Regions from separate parts of the Homo sapiens genome. Here region 1 is linked to region 2. The links are chromatin contacts, found by Hi-C or POLR2A ChIA-PET in ENCODE. All regions are on one chromosome and are shown on one strand. Each heading gives the region's core, a stretch centred on a gene start or an enhancer-like site at or near the end of the contact. The rest is flanking DNA. Distances are from core to core; before and after follow the strand shown. Region 1 has its middle 30 kb from the start of LPP-AS2. Region 2 has its middle 56 kb from the start of LINC01991.

Region 1 (6,707 bases), core at 888-3,387, 200 kb after region 2:
AACAGGTCCTCAGTGGAAAAGAGGAGATGAAACGTGTCAGCAGTAGGAACATCACACTGAGAGACAAGGGACGGGGCTACAGTCTTGGCCATGCCATCTCTCATTTAGTGATCTTAGTTAATCACTCCTTTTCTCAGGAAAATGAAGGGGTGTGGCCAGATGGGGCATGGCCTGAGGTTCTCTTGTAACTCTATTTGTTTTTTGTTTGTTTGTTTTTTTGAGACAGTCTTGCTCTATTGCCCAGGCTGGAGTGCAGTGGCACGATCTCAGCTCACTGCAACCTCCGCCTCCTGGGTTCAAGCAATTCTCATGCCTCAGCCTCCCACAAGTAGCTGGGATTACAGGCATGTTCCACCACATCTGACTATGTTTTTTATTTTTAGTAGAGATGGGGTTTCACCATGTTGGCCAGGCTGGTCAAGAACTCCTGGCCTCAAGTTATCCTCCCACCTTGGCATCCCAAAGTTCTGGGATTACAGGTGCGAGCCACTGTGCCTGGCCTCTAACTCTAATTTTTAATGGTGTTTATAATTTAAGTCACAGATTTAACTGTCTGTTTCCCTGTCTATAATGTGGCCAGGTTGGGCCAAATGACCTCTAAGTGGTCTTTGAGTTGGCTCTAAGCTCTAGAAATCTGTAATTCTACGACTAAATCAAGGCTCACTAAACACATGTAAAAGGAGAAAGGCTGCGGTTCCCCAAAGCATACAGGATATCAGGTTGCTCCCAATGTGCTAGCTAAGGCTAAAGTATGAGGTTCTCCAGTGCAGGTCACAGGGCAAACAGGTGAAGCTCTCAGTCACTTGGGTGCAGAGTGGCAGCTTCCCACACCTGAGGCCATTCTATCCCACTACTCCTGCCTTCAGCCCTGCTGTTTCAGCAGCCCTAATCATCAGAAGGTTGCATGGGCCCAGGTTGCACAACTCAGGGTCCCTTCTAAGACCTCTGAAGTCACCCACCCCAAATTCTTCCCCATCCATTCCTAGTACATAGTTTTCCAAAATCTCCCTATAGGTAGCCTGTTTCATCTTTCGGGGACTTTGATGATTAAGAAATATTTTGGGTCAAGGTGTGGGCCAAGGTATGTCTCCCTGTAACTTTTACCATTGGTCAAGTTCTGTCCTCTGAGGCCTCCTGTGACAAGTCTGCCCTCTCTTCCCTGTGGAAACCCACCAGGCCTTCGGTGACAACAGGCAAGGCCTTATGAAGTCTTCTTCTGGGTAAGGAACTCTGTTTTTTCTGATGGCATGGTTTTCGGCTATCTTACTCTCCTGGCCTGTAAATTCTCCACATTGCCAAACACGACATGAGACTTGGGGGATAAAAGATGTAGGTTTGAGTAGTGTGTCCACCAATGGGCTCTATTGCATAACACAGCTAAATTGAAGTTTTTATTTAGGGCGGATAAAATGTTGAATATAAACTTATAAATAATGAAGTGCTGCATAAAGGATTGTTATTACTACTACAGCTACTCTATATTGCTACTAAAAATAACAATTACCCCTACTAAATCAAGAACACAATGCAGCTGTCTTCTGAAACTACAGAATAGGAAAGAGAGCTGTCTTTTGCTTCGTCATTATATTCCTATGCCTTCAGCCTAACACCACTGTCGCTGTTTTGGTAAGCTGTATCTCAGAGTTGGCTCAGCCAGAGCTTACAGGCAACCAAATATTGAAGCTGCAGTTGTATTACACATGCTGCTGTCGGCCTAGGTTTTCCCAGTTCTTGTTATTGTAAAGTTAAGGGATTTACATTTGTCTCTGACATTTCATCATGTTTGTTTCACCCTGTTCAGATACTTTTGGACTATGATTCAGCCATGAAAAACAGTGCTTTCCAATTTTGGCTTCATGTCAGAATCATCTTGGAAAATTTTCTTAGCATAAATATTCCTCCTGAACCCTAGTCTCAAGATTTTAATTAATTTATTGTAGGGTGGGACTCAGGAAGCCATACCTAAAACAAGCATTTTAGGTGGTTCTTATCAGTGAAAGCATGAGGTTCCATCAGCCTGCATTTGGAAATCCAGCGTATACCACAGCCTACTCTGCTCAGTGTCACCTGAGCACTGGATAAACATGGCTTTTCTTTTAGGAAATCTTCTAAAGGGTAAGAAAATATCTACATCAAAGGTCAGGTGAAGACTGTCACAATGTTTGCATTCTGTTAATGTTGTACTTTCACAAGTCATTTCCTTCCTCATTCTCTAAAACAACGTAGATACAGCAACCTACAGATGAGCAGGACATAGACACAATGCTCCCATATGCCACTTTCTTTCCCACCAGGCAAGGTCGTGCCTTCTCATATCAGAAGTGTGCAATCCGGCCAAAAAGAGCATCCAGACTTAGAGTCCAGAGAAATTGACTGAGTAGGCATGTAAGTTGAAACCAATTTACCATTCCCTATTTTACCAACATTTCATCATTTCATTTTACTGGGAAGCCCCAGAGAGGTGCATTTACTTGCCAAGTTCACACAGTTTCGTCTAAAGTGATACGGGAAGATTCTTTCTGGACTTGAAGGAGCCCTATGTCTTCTTTACTGACTTTGATGATTCATTCATTCAGCACACACATACAGAGAATTCTCTGTGTACTAGGGAAGCATTATGTGTGGGATGGAGTAGAAAGAAATGAGACATAGTCCTTTTTCCTTTATCTCATTCTTGAAGTCCAGTAAGACAAGACCTATACAAAAATAACTGCCCAAGGTGGGCAAGAATGAATGCCATAAAAGGTCAAGAAAAGGAAGAATCACATTTTCTTCCTTCTAAGGAAAAGAGTTCTTTTGATCTTTCAGTTAAAAAAAAACAAAACACTAATTTCTCATTAAAAAATATGCTGCATTAAATCCATAATTATGTCCATGTGATCCCTTCAATGTCATCTCCTACATGGTACAGACCCTGCCATTTTTTAAATTATTTCAATAACACTTAGCATAATACAATGCACACCAAGGACTCACCTCTACCTTCAGTCTAAATCTTTTTATTCTTAAGTCCTGGGCATTAGCACAATTTTGTTACTAAAGACCTTTGAAAATGTCTTAGCTCTGTGACTACTGAATTTCTTCATATGGATCTACTTTAAAAGGCTTTCCCCACATTACTAAGGCTGTGGTCTAGTTCTTATATACCACTTGAACAAGAGCCTTCTTGTTACATAAATCCAGAGATCATTCCTCTAAGCCCCTGACTCATTGTTCTCACAGCTAGGCATTTCTGAAAACAAGATGCCATTTTGTTTCTAGGGTCAGAGCTCAAATCTTTATTGCCTCTGGTGAGATGATATTCTGTTCGCTTTCCTCCATTTAAGTATATAACATACCCTAAAGTATGTGCTAATTAATACATCTGTTTGTCTTACAAAGCAGTCGAAAAGCATGTATTTAAACTGTGATTCACATTTTCCCTTTCAGCCCGTCTGCAGATTTTTGTGCATGAGGAGCCTGATTACATTACTATTTTAAAAAGCCAATTAAAAAGTTCACTAAGTGACACTGGTGTGTTTTAGTGCAGGTAATAGAAGCATAAAGCTCTATGTGGCATTAACAAGCTGAAAGATACAACTGGATTTGATGGCAGAATTCATTTCTTCATCTTTCCAAAACAGTCTTCTGGAAAACAACTATGTATCTGTCCCAGAGGCAGGCCATGGGCACGTAGTCTGCACAGGCACTTTTAGGTTACAAAACAGTGAGCCATCTGTGGATGCACTCAGAGGGTTCACTGGCAAAGTCTTTATGGCTACTCCTTTAGAAAAAGAAGGGCTGGGTTGGGCGTGGTGGCTCATGCCTGTAATCCCAGCATGTTGGGAGGCTGAGGTGGACAGATCACAAGGTCAGGAGATCGAGACCATCCTGGCCAACATGGTGAAATCCCGTCTCTACTAAAATACAAAAAATTATCCAGGTGTGGCGGTGTGCGCCTGTAGTCCCAGCTCCTCAGGAGCTGAGGCAGGGGAATCACTTGAACCCAGGAGGCAGAAATTGCAGTGAGCTGAGATTGTGCCACTGCACTCCAGCCTGGTGACAGAGCAAGACTCCTGACCTGTACATTTGCCCAGTCTGAAACACATGACCTGAGGTTGGCCAATCCTGTACTTCCTCCTAGGACTTTGATTCTTTAGAAAATGAGGTGCAGATGGAGGAAACATTTGCAGTTAAAGCAGATCAGAGCACTAACACATGGGCCAGATTGTTCCTGATACATGACATTGACTATAGATCCTGTCTCCTACCCCAGCTCATGCTTTTAGTCTCCTAAGTCCGTTCTAAGATCATCACTTCACTATACAGATGCTCCTTGACTTACAATGGGTTTACATCCTGATAAACCCATCATAAGTTGAAAATGTCCTATGTCAAAAATGCATTTAATACATCAAACCCACCGAACATCTCAGGATAGTCTAGCCTACCTTAAGCACACTGATTACACTGACATCAGCATACAGTTTGGCAAAATCATCTGGCAACACTGCACACCATAAAGTATGAGTTTTTTTAGCTTCGTGATTGGGTGGCTGACTGGGAGCTGGGGCTGGTTGCCTCTGCTCAGCATCGCAAGTGTATCCTAACACTTTCTACTGAATGTATATCACTTTTGTATCATTTTAAGTCAAAAAATTGTAAGTCAAGCCATAATTAAGTCCCTTTTCACATGAGATAACCACAGTCTGTTCCTGTTGCTTGTGGCCAACAATCCTGATTGGTTCTAAAAAAAAGATGATTCCTCTATTAGAAAGCTTGGCTCATGCCTGTAATCCCAGCACTTTGGGAGGCAGAGGTGGGCAGATCACATGAGGTCAGGAGTTTGAGACCAGCCTGGCCAACATGGTAAAACCCTGTCTGTACTCAAAATACAAAAAATAGCCAGGCATGGTGGCGCAGGCCTGTAGTCCCAGCTACTAGGAAGGCTGAGGCAGTAGAATAGCTTGAACCTGGGAGGTGGAGGTTGCAGTCAGCCGAGATCACACCTCTGCACTCCAGCCTGGGTGACAGAATGAGACTCCGTCTCGGAAAGAAAAAAAAAAAAAAGAAAAACATCCTTTACTCACTTATGGAGAGACAACTATCTTGATATAACTTTCTAACTACTTGCTGTCTGAAAATGAAACAGGTTGCTGCACACAAGCAATAAATTCCTGGTTGCTTGAAAAGTTTAAATAAAGAAGGAACAACCATTTGAGAGGAATGCTCTGGAAGGGATTCCTGGACTTGGCAGGAGAATAGACCAGAATCTAATCAAAAGGTTTAGTAAAAATGCTTTCCAAGTGCTAGATACCAATGGTCTTTGTCCAGCTACCCTCTCAGATGGCTGTGAATCACTGAAGACTCAGACTAAGCACCAGTTGGACGGGCTGAGATCAGCCTCTGTCTTTGGTCTTCTTGAGACTCAGTTCTTAAATCTAAACCAATTATCTGATTGTGAGAGACAGCAAGCCCCATTCTCAGTGGTGGGTGACCCATCTCCCCGTAGCCATTTTTGTCCAATTTTAGATGTTTTCCAATTGGTTCTTTGCACATTGTCAAGCAATACCTTTCTGCATAAAGAGCAAGATATATTTCATTCCTGGGGTTGGAATCTTGAATCAGTTAATCCACAAAGTAGCTAATTTACAGACACGTAGTCCCCAAGATAGACTAGACTAGTCCAACATGATGTATGAGGTAGAAAGAGAGTCCAAAAGACACATTTTCTTATCCAGCTCTAAAGGACTGAAGTCTGTTAATCAACGAATAAAGTTATATGGCCATGCAAGGGGCACCTTATTAGTTTCTTTAGCCTTCTGTAAGCCCAACTGCTTCCTTTTAGAGCTGAGAAACCAGAGGCCTGGAAAGACTGTGTGTTGACCGACCTCACACTCTGAGTTGGGGTGTGCACAAGAATGAAATCTTGTGACGCTGAGCTCTTTCCAGCTGTCTCCTATCACATTCCCTGTCACCTCCAGCCCCACCTGGCAGGCTGCTATCTTTTCAGCAAAGGCTGAGCGAGGCTCTGCTCGCACCCCCTGTGAGAGGTGTCTGTGATGCTCATGTGTGGGGGAAGCTCTTACAGCAGTTTCTGCTTATGCCAAAAACACCCTGGGAATAAATAAACGTCCCCGTTCCAACACCTTCTTCTCGTACCAAGTATGCACGTGAAAAAAAGAAAAGAAAAAGATTAAAAATAAAACTCACAGAGACAGGAATTCTCTGCTATTGAGAGAAATTCCTTAACACACATTACTCAGGTAATGATTTCTTTGACTCCATGGAAAATTTTTAGAGCTAGAAATAGGGCCTAAGAAAGCAAGTGATCCAAATCCTTTTATTTACAAGTGGGCAAACTGGACATCAGAGTGAAGTGAGTTTGGTCAACCCAGTGAATTTTTTGCTGAATCAGAACACTGTTTCTTTTACAGGGGCTTTCTTGAGGTGGTGAGGGTTTGCATGAATGACATAGATTAAGTGACTAAAGAATACTAATGCATCATTCTTTTGAATTCCAGTAAAGAAAATGAGCTGCTTTCATTAAAGCCTTTCTTTGAGGTCGCTGGGTGAAAGGTGGGGGCTTAGGCCAGGTGTGGTAGCTCACGCCTGTAATCCCAGCACTTTGGGAGGCCGAGGCAGGTGGATCACTTGGGGTCAGGAGTTCAAGACCAGCCTGGCCAACATGGCAAAAACCCGTCTCTACCAAAAATACAAAAATTAGC
Region 2 (6,834 bases), core at 1,611-4,110:
AGGCACTATGATAATATGTTTATGCTTATTATTTCACTTGCCAACAAACTGGTATGAAGGAAGAAATGATTCAACTCAACTGCAGCAGCAGTTCCAGCGATCTGGTTGGGAGTTAATACTGATGCAGCCCAATTGTCCCCACCTCCTGCATTTCTACCTCAAATCCTTGAAAATGACAAGTCGCGATCTTAACAATGGTATTAGGTGCTAATAGATCCTGAAGTACCTTATGGATCATAAAAAAAAAAGCTTAAATCATACCCACTATCATTTTAGTGATTAGCAAAGTGTGTTGTAATTTACTTATTTTGAAACCAAGAATCAGTAAATGATATGGAGGGTAACCCAATGAACCAGAATTTTCCATTGCTCAGAATGCCCCATTTCCTAGCCATTTTGGATAAACAGGAATTTACTATGGCATTAGAATAATAATAGCCTACAAGGACTAGATTCTGGTAGCTGTAGCCTTGCCAACAGTCCAGCAATGTGTCCACTGCAGAGATCACTGTCCACTCCAGCCGGGTATCACCAGGGCCCAATCAGACTCCTTTTCAGAAATCATGGGCGGTGTTTCCATGGAGCTCTGCCCGAAAAGAGGTGATCTAAATCTTGCATGAGAGATGTACATCAACAGGGAGCTTTGCCTAGAACACTGTGACCTAAAAAATCATATTAAGGAACTCAGAATGCAGAGTCAGTTTCACAGACACCAAGTGACCTTGTGCAAGGCACCTCACGTATTGCCTCGCCTTCTTGACACCCCCTAATGAATGGTGACAGCGACACGCCCCAGCCGGCTGGGGCAGGCATTCTGATTTTCACTGCTCTGTTTCTTTTTCTTTCTCTCTCTCTCTCTGTTTTTTTGTTTTCGTTTTTTTTTTTTTTTTTTTTTTTTTTTTTTTTTTTTTTTAAGGCAGCCTGCTCCTTATATTAATCATCTTGCTGTTTGTTTAGTTCTGGGAAGGCAAGCACTGATTCACAAAGGAAAATCTCGCCTAGTGGTCAGATTGAATAGTATCTTTGCTACATTTCGGTTTGAAGATACCACCCAATTTATTTTTGATATTTCTTATATAAGGTTGCACATGATACATTTCTTGTGGAGTTTAGGGCTAGAAAGGGCTGGGTCCCCCTTGATCCATAGCTATTCTTCCTTTACTAGAGGAAGAGGGCTGTGAAATGCAATGCATGTTCCTTTCTTGTCTAAGCTGCTGGGAAGCTCAAAATCACATCATATGCTTGATTAAAATTATTCTTATTCTGTGTTTTTTTCTTCGAGCTGTCCTTTCATGACAAGGTCTTAATCTTTCATCTGTGTTTTAATGATCCTGTAATTTCTGTGACTAACAGTATATGTTACTTCAAATCCTTTTTTAAAGTAAGTGGCATGCAAATAAATCAATAATGCGGACAACTATGTTTTATAAAAACTTTGCAGATAAGAAAATCGGAAAGATTAAACCTTATTCTATGATGAAGTCTGAAATTTCATTTCTAACACAAATTAATCATTAATATTTAAAAGCTTATACATAGTAATAGCTATGAACCTTTGCATATCCCTTACCATTTATAAGGCAAACGCTTTCACATATGTGATCTCATTTTGTAATTAGCATTCACACTTTACAGATGAGGAAAGTGAGGCTTAGTGAGATTAAGTTAGTAAACTCAGATCTTCTGACCCTAGGCCAAGTCTCGAGTTGTTCTCCCCACCCCGCCCCCAACATCACTTTGCCTCTCATTGTCTTCTCATTTAAATCAGCATTCTTCTCACTACCTCTAGACAAACGCTTTGTTTTTTTAATGTGTCCATCAGAATTAAGCAAAAAAGCCATTTCAAGTGTTTATTTCTCTTACTGGGAGGGTATGCAAAAAGTTTGGAAACCACTGATTTAAGGTCTAAAGGGTCAAGCTTGAAGCTTGGAGTGGTCACTTCTAGAAGATCTGAACTCCCTGTCATCCTGGGGTTCCCTGTGTCAGTTTAATGGGGCAGGGGGAGACATCCAGTCTCTAACATACTTTTCTTTTCTAAATAAATGTAATGCCTAAGTGACACACAGATACCTGTAATACCTGTTGACACCAAATCAACAGATTGCTGGGAGAGTCAAGGAGAAGAAAGTTTCGTTACTCCCTAGGGCTTGTTGGTGAGAAAACACATGTGAGTCTTTAAATTGAAAGTGTCAGAGACGTGTTGTTCCACCAAGGGAGGAGTGGGGGGCAGTTGGCCAGCTTACTTTAACACGACTCTGAAGATAAGTGCTTGGTAAGCACTGTATTTGTATTTTTGCTTTTTGCCACTTCAGGCAACCTACCTACTGCCAATTACAAGTTGAAAAGCTTTGGAGATAGTTTGTATAGAAGGTCCTCTGCCTACAGAAACTTCTGGGAGGCTGAGTACCCTAAAAGAGATGTGCATCCGATGAGGTTGTGTCTGATTCTCCTCCAGGTTTGGACAGACCCAATTCTAGTTTCCCATTAGGGCCCAGATCCTGCCCACAGTCTGGGGGCTAGAGAGGCTAATCTCAAAGGGCTAGAAATGAGTCAGTTTCCACGCTCAACATCAGGCGTGTGGCTTCCTGAAGCACAGACGAGGAAGCGTTGAATTTCAAAGAGCAAATTTTTTTTTTCTTTGCATACCATATCCGGAACTGAAACCACCAATTCATTTCACTTAAGATTTTGCACTATACTCAGATCATCAATAACATCCCAGAGATAAGATACCAAGATTTTCTCAATGCAGACATTCTGTCTTCCTCTCTTTCTGTCTTTTGGTGATGACTGTTATTGAATTCTTCTTCTTTTTCTTCTTCTTTTTGAGTCCTAACAACACAAAATTCGGAAGCCTTTGTTTTTTTCATAGGTGTCTGTGAGTACTAGAAGTCAAATGTCCAAAAATCTGCTGAGACTTTCACCTTGCTCATAACTTTCTGCTTTCCCTTGCTAGTCAGGTGTGTGTAAGATCACAGATCCAGCATTCCACTCAAGGGGGTAACTAGATTTGCTGAGGGCTCGCTGAGGTAACCAGTCACCTCACTAAACAGTGAAAGTGGTTGAAAGATGGAGTCTGTGGCAGATTCATGCAAACTACCCTCACAATGAGAAAAGCAATGGAAAATACTCACATCCTCCTGATGCTGCTGTAACATCAATATGTTAGGAGGAAGGAAGATTCCTACATATCACAGTGCAATTTATAAACCACTTTCACATTCGTTCTGTCTTGATTCTTACCGGAACTTTTGAGATCAGCCACACAAGCATTATTCTTCCCATTTTAGAGATGGGGGCACACAACACTAACAAAAGTAGAAAGATGGACCTAAGCAGTGACAGTGACAGAGCCAGAGGCCTCCGATTAGACCCCAGCTTTATTGATTCTAAGTCCAGTATTCTTGTAACTGCTGTCTAACCTTATGTATAATATAATATTACATCATAATCCATGACCTAATGTTACACAGTCATTTGTTGACATTTTAAAATTTCAAGTTCTTGCAGGTCAGAGTTAATGGTTGTTGGTCATTACTTTGGTATAACCCTTGCAGGCCTCTGCTTAGTTTATTCAAAAAGTGGGGGAATGGCATTAAATTCTGTGTTGCTTTCAGTTCTAACATTTTGTGAGTCTATGTGTCATCCTTGGAATTGCCCAAAAGTGTTACCACAGTGTTCACCACGGAGCATCAGTTCCCAGGATGACAGTAGTTTTAGGTAAAAATTGACACCACCATCAAATAAGTTTTTAAAAAGAAGGATTGGCCAGGTGCGGTGGGTCATGCCTGTAATCCCAGCACTTTGGGAGGCAGAGGCAGGTGGATCACGAGGTCAAGAAATCGAGAGCATCCTGGCCAACATGGTGAAACCCCCGTCTCTACTAAAAATACAAAAAAATTAGCTGGGTGTGGTGGGGCACACCTATAGTCCCAGCTACTCGGGAGGCTGAGGCATGAGAATTGCTTGAACCTGGGAAGCGGAGGTTGCAGTTAGCCAAGATCATGCCACTGCACTCCAGCCTGGTGACAGAGCGAGACTCCGTCTCAAAAAAAAAAAAAAAAAAAAAAGCAGGATTATTCCAAATGAAACAGGTTGCTTTGCTACAGCCCTTCTCAGAGCCTTTGAATGTAAATCTACAGGGAGGAAATATGGATACACAACATTCCTCTTTACTTGGCCCTAGAACACGGATCTTATGAGATTAGTACTCCATGGAGTTCATTTTAATAAACAGTGGACATTCTCTAATGATCCCATTGGTCTCTCAAAGCAGCAGCACACATTTCAAGAGAAATTTTGCACCATTCCAGCACCACAAACCCCACGCCACACCGTGCCAATGCCGCACACACCAAGTCATGCGGTGTAGTCCTCCAACCCAGGGCCACCTGAAGTTGAGCAATTCCAGCTGCACAATCTGGATCACATCACTTCAGCCACAGAAGCTTTTGTGTTTAAAAAAAATCCCCACAATCTGTCTGAAAGCAAGGACTTCCACATGTTGCCTGAATACAGGACTAGAGACAGCGCCTTTCATTGCCTTGGAAGTTTATTGCCCTTTCATTTCCCTGAGTGCAGAATCCCATCATTCTCCCGATTATGAGAGGAGAGAAGAGAGGCTGCCCAAGGTTTTTGCATCCTGCCTCTTGTCATTCTGTCTCCCCTGGCTTTTCTAGTATCTTTCCTCTTTAGAGAAAGGAATTCTAGACTCTCAGACTCTTAGGAGTGTGGAAAACCAAAGGGGAGATTTCTCCAATCTGCAGCCACTCTTAACTTGACTCTTCCCCTTTGGCCTCCCTTCCAGAGCCTCTGTTGAACAGCTTCTGTGGGGCGGTGCTCACTCCATCCAGAGGCAGCCTGGCTCCATGTTTTCACACTTCAGATTATTCAAAAGTTCTGAACCACACTCTGTCTTGTGGGAACTTCCTACTATGGGCTCCAAACAAGTTTGATCCTGCTGATCCTGCTTCCACACGTGTAAAATGTGTCTTCCCCAATCTCACAGGCGACTCTACTTGTCTCAAATTCATATCTTAAAGGTCCCATAAGCAGTATGTACTTCCATTTTTGAGCCCAAAATATCTTCTGGCTGAATTAACTTTCAGTCATCTCTTCCAATCTCCATGGTTCTAGGGGGCAAGTCTTTGTGGTGACAAAGATATTATTAACCTCTTTAACTGGGAACCCTCTCCTCAGAGTTTAGACTTCCTACCCTGGGGTTAGATCAACAAATGCCGTAGAGAAAGTTAGTGTTTCTACTTTTGACCTCAGCTACAACTTGTGCTTAGCTGAAGATTGCTAACTATTTAATAGACTAAGACAAATTATCTTTAGTTCTAGAATGATATGAAACTTCCTAGGACTAAATTATGCAAAGGAAATTTCAGCTAAAATAAGGCATATAGGCAAACAGACATTTTAAATGGCCTTGGGAATTCTGTTTTATTTGCAAGAAGAAAATAATTCTTATTTTCCCCTTGACTTGAGTAGATGTTCTGCAGTCTTTGTCAGCCATCTAGTTGGTGCTTTAAAGTATTTTTCTTTGTCTGTTTGGGTTTTTTGAGTTTTAGAGACATAGTCTTACTCTGTCACCCAGGCTGGAGTGCACTGGCACAATCAGAGCTCACTGCAGCTTCGAACTCCTGAGCTCAAGCCATCCTTCCACCTCAGCCTCCCAAATAGTAGCTGCTGGAACTACAGCTATGTGCCACAATGCCTGGCTTTTTTTTTTTTTTTTTTTTTTTTTGGTAGAGATGGAGTCTCACTTTGTTGCCCAGGCTGGTCTCAACCTCTTCATGGCTTCGAGTGGTGCTCCTGCCTCAGCCTTTCAAAGTTCAGGGACTACAGGCATAAGCCACTGTGCCTGGCCAGTGATTTAAGATTTTACATGAATATTTTACTTTCCTTATTATTTATTCCCATAATAATCCTTTCAGATCATATATTATTGTATCATGTCATTACGCTTTGATTATTTTATGAACACATTGGTGCTTCTGAAGAAGTTCTTATAGGTTCAAGTCTTTTTTCCTACTGTTGGAATCCTGAACTGTGATGCAGGAGTTCTGGGTTCTAACACCTGTGTGACCGTAAGCAAGTCCCTTTCTCTTTTGGCCTTCAGTTTCTACATCTATAAAATGAAAGAGTTATGTGGTGAACTAGATGATCTCTGAGAAACCTAATTCTGGCCAGCCTCTAGCAATTGCTTGTCCTTATTCACAAAATAAACAGAAAGATGGAAAACAGGGCTGGATTCAGGAGGGCAAACTTTTCCCTACTAATTGCCATACTCATTGTGTGTGGGAAATAAGATCTCATTATCTTTACATCTAAAAAGACAACATGCCCACAGCCATTAACTACACTCGACACAGTGACAATTATTTTTTACTGTAGCAACTCTGCTTGGTTCAAGTAAAGAAAAATTTGAGAGAAAGTTCAAGTCCTGAAACTGCTAATGCCTTCCTGTGATGGTATGTGGGATGCTGTGGGGGTAGGGAACAATAAGCCAGACAGTTCATCTTAGGGGTAACCTCTTTGGTTTATGTAAAATGTATGACTCAAAGCAAATTCATTCTTGTAGGCTGCCATGCCTGAAAGAGGATGAAGCCTCTCTGAAAAGCTATTGGCCCCTTCATACACTTAATCAGCTACATCTCTATGTTCTATGTTGCGATGTCTAATTTCCAGAGGAAAGATCATTTTCAAACCACATAAATGATGATGCTTTTGGAAAAAAAGAAACCAACAGAAAGGAAAACCCACCTCTCCTAAATGTAAAGATTTCGATATGAACTTGCTTATTGTTTGTATTATACACCCACATTCTTG

Evidence for each region. A loop is a pair of places that touch in the nucleus more often than their neighbours do. ChIA-PET counts read pairs that join two places held with the same protein, here RNA polymerase II (POLR2A). Pooled maps may share reads with other maps.
Region 1: a loop to region 2 is called in a pooled map, with 7 times the contacts of the local background. The contact joins two enhancer-like sites. A Hi-C loop is called at or near these places in 8 of 50 pooled maps. POLR2A ChIA-PET finds 5 or more read pairs at or near these places in 3 of 52 experiments (AG04449, OCI-LY7 and Panc1).

Annotation. Positions count from the first base shown.
Region 1 is chr3:188,121,179-188,127,885 of GRCh38, forward strand. No RefSeq gene overlaps it. Among named protein-coding and RNA genes, the nearest start is that of LPP-AS2, 30 kb to the right of the region's middle. Within about 2 kb of position 2,138, at least 3 of the 41 ENCODE cell types and tissues checked have a DNase peak (open chromatin) inside an H3K27ac peak, as active enhancers do; they include OCI-LY7, where a contact is called at or near this core.
Region 2 is chr3:187,916,656-187,923,489 of GRCh38, forward strand. No RefSeq gene overlaps it. Among named protein-coding and RNA genes, the nearest start is that of LINC01991, 56 kb to the right of the region's middle. RefSeq lists an enhancer at 2,603-2,782. Within about 2 kb of position 2,861, at least 7 of the 41 ENCODE cell types and tissues checked have a DNase peak (open chromatin) inside an H3K27ac peak, as active enhancers do; they include OCI-LY7, where a contact is called at or near this core.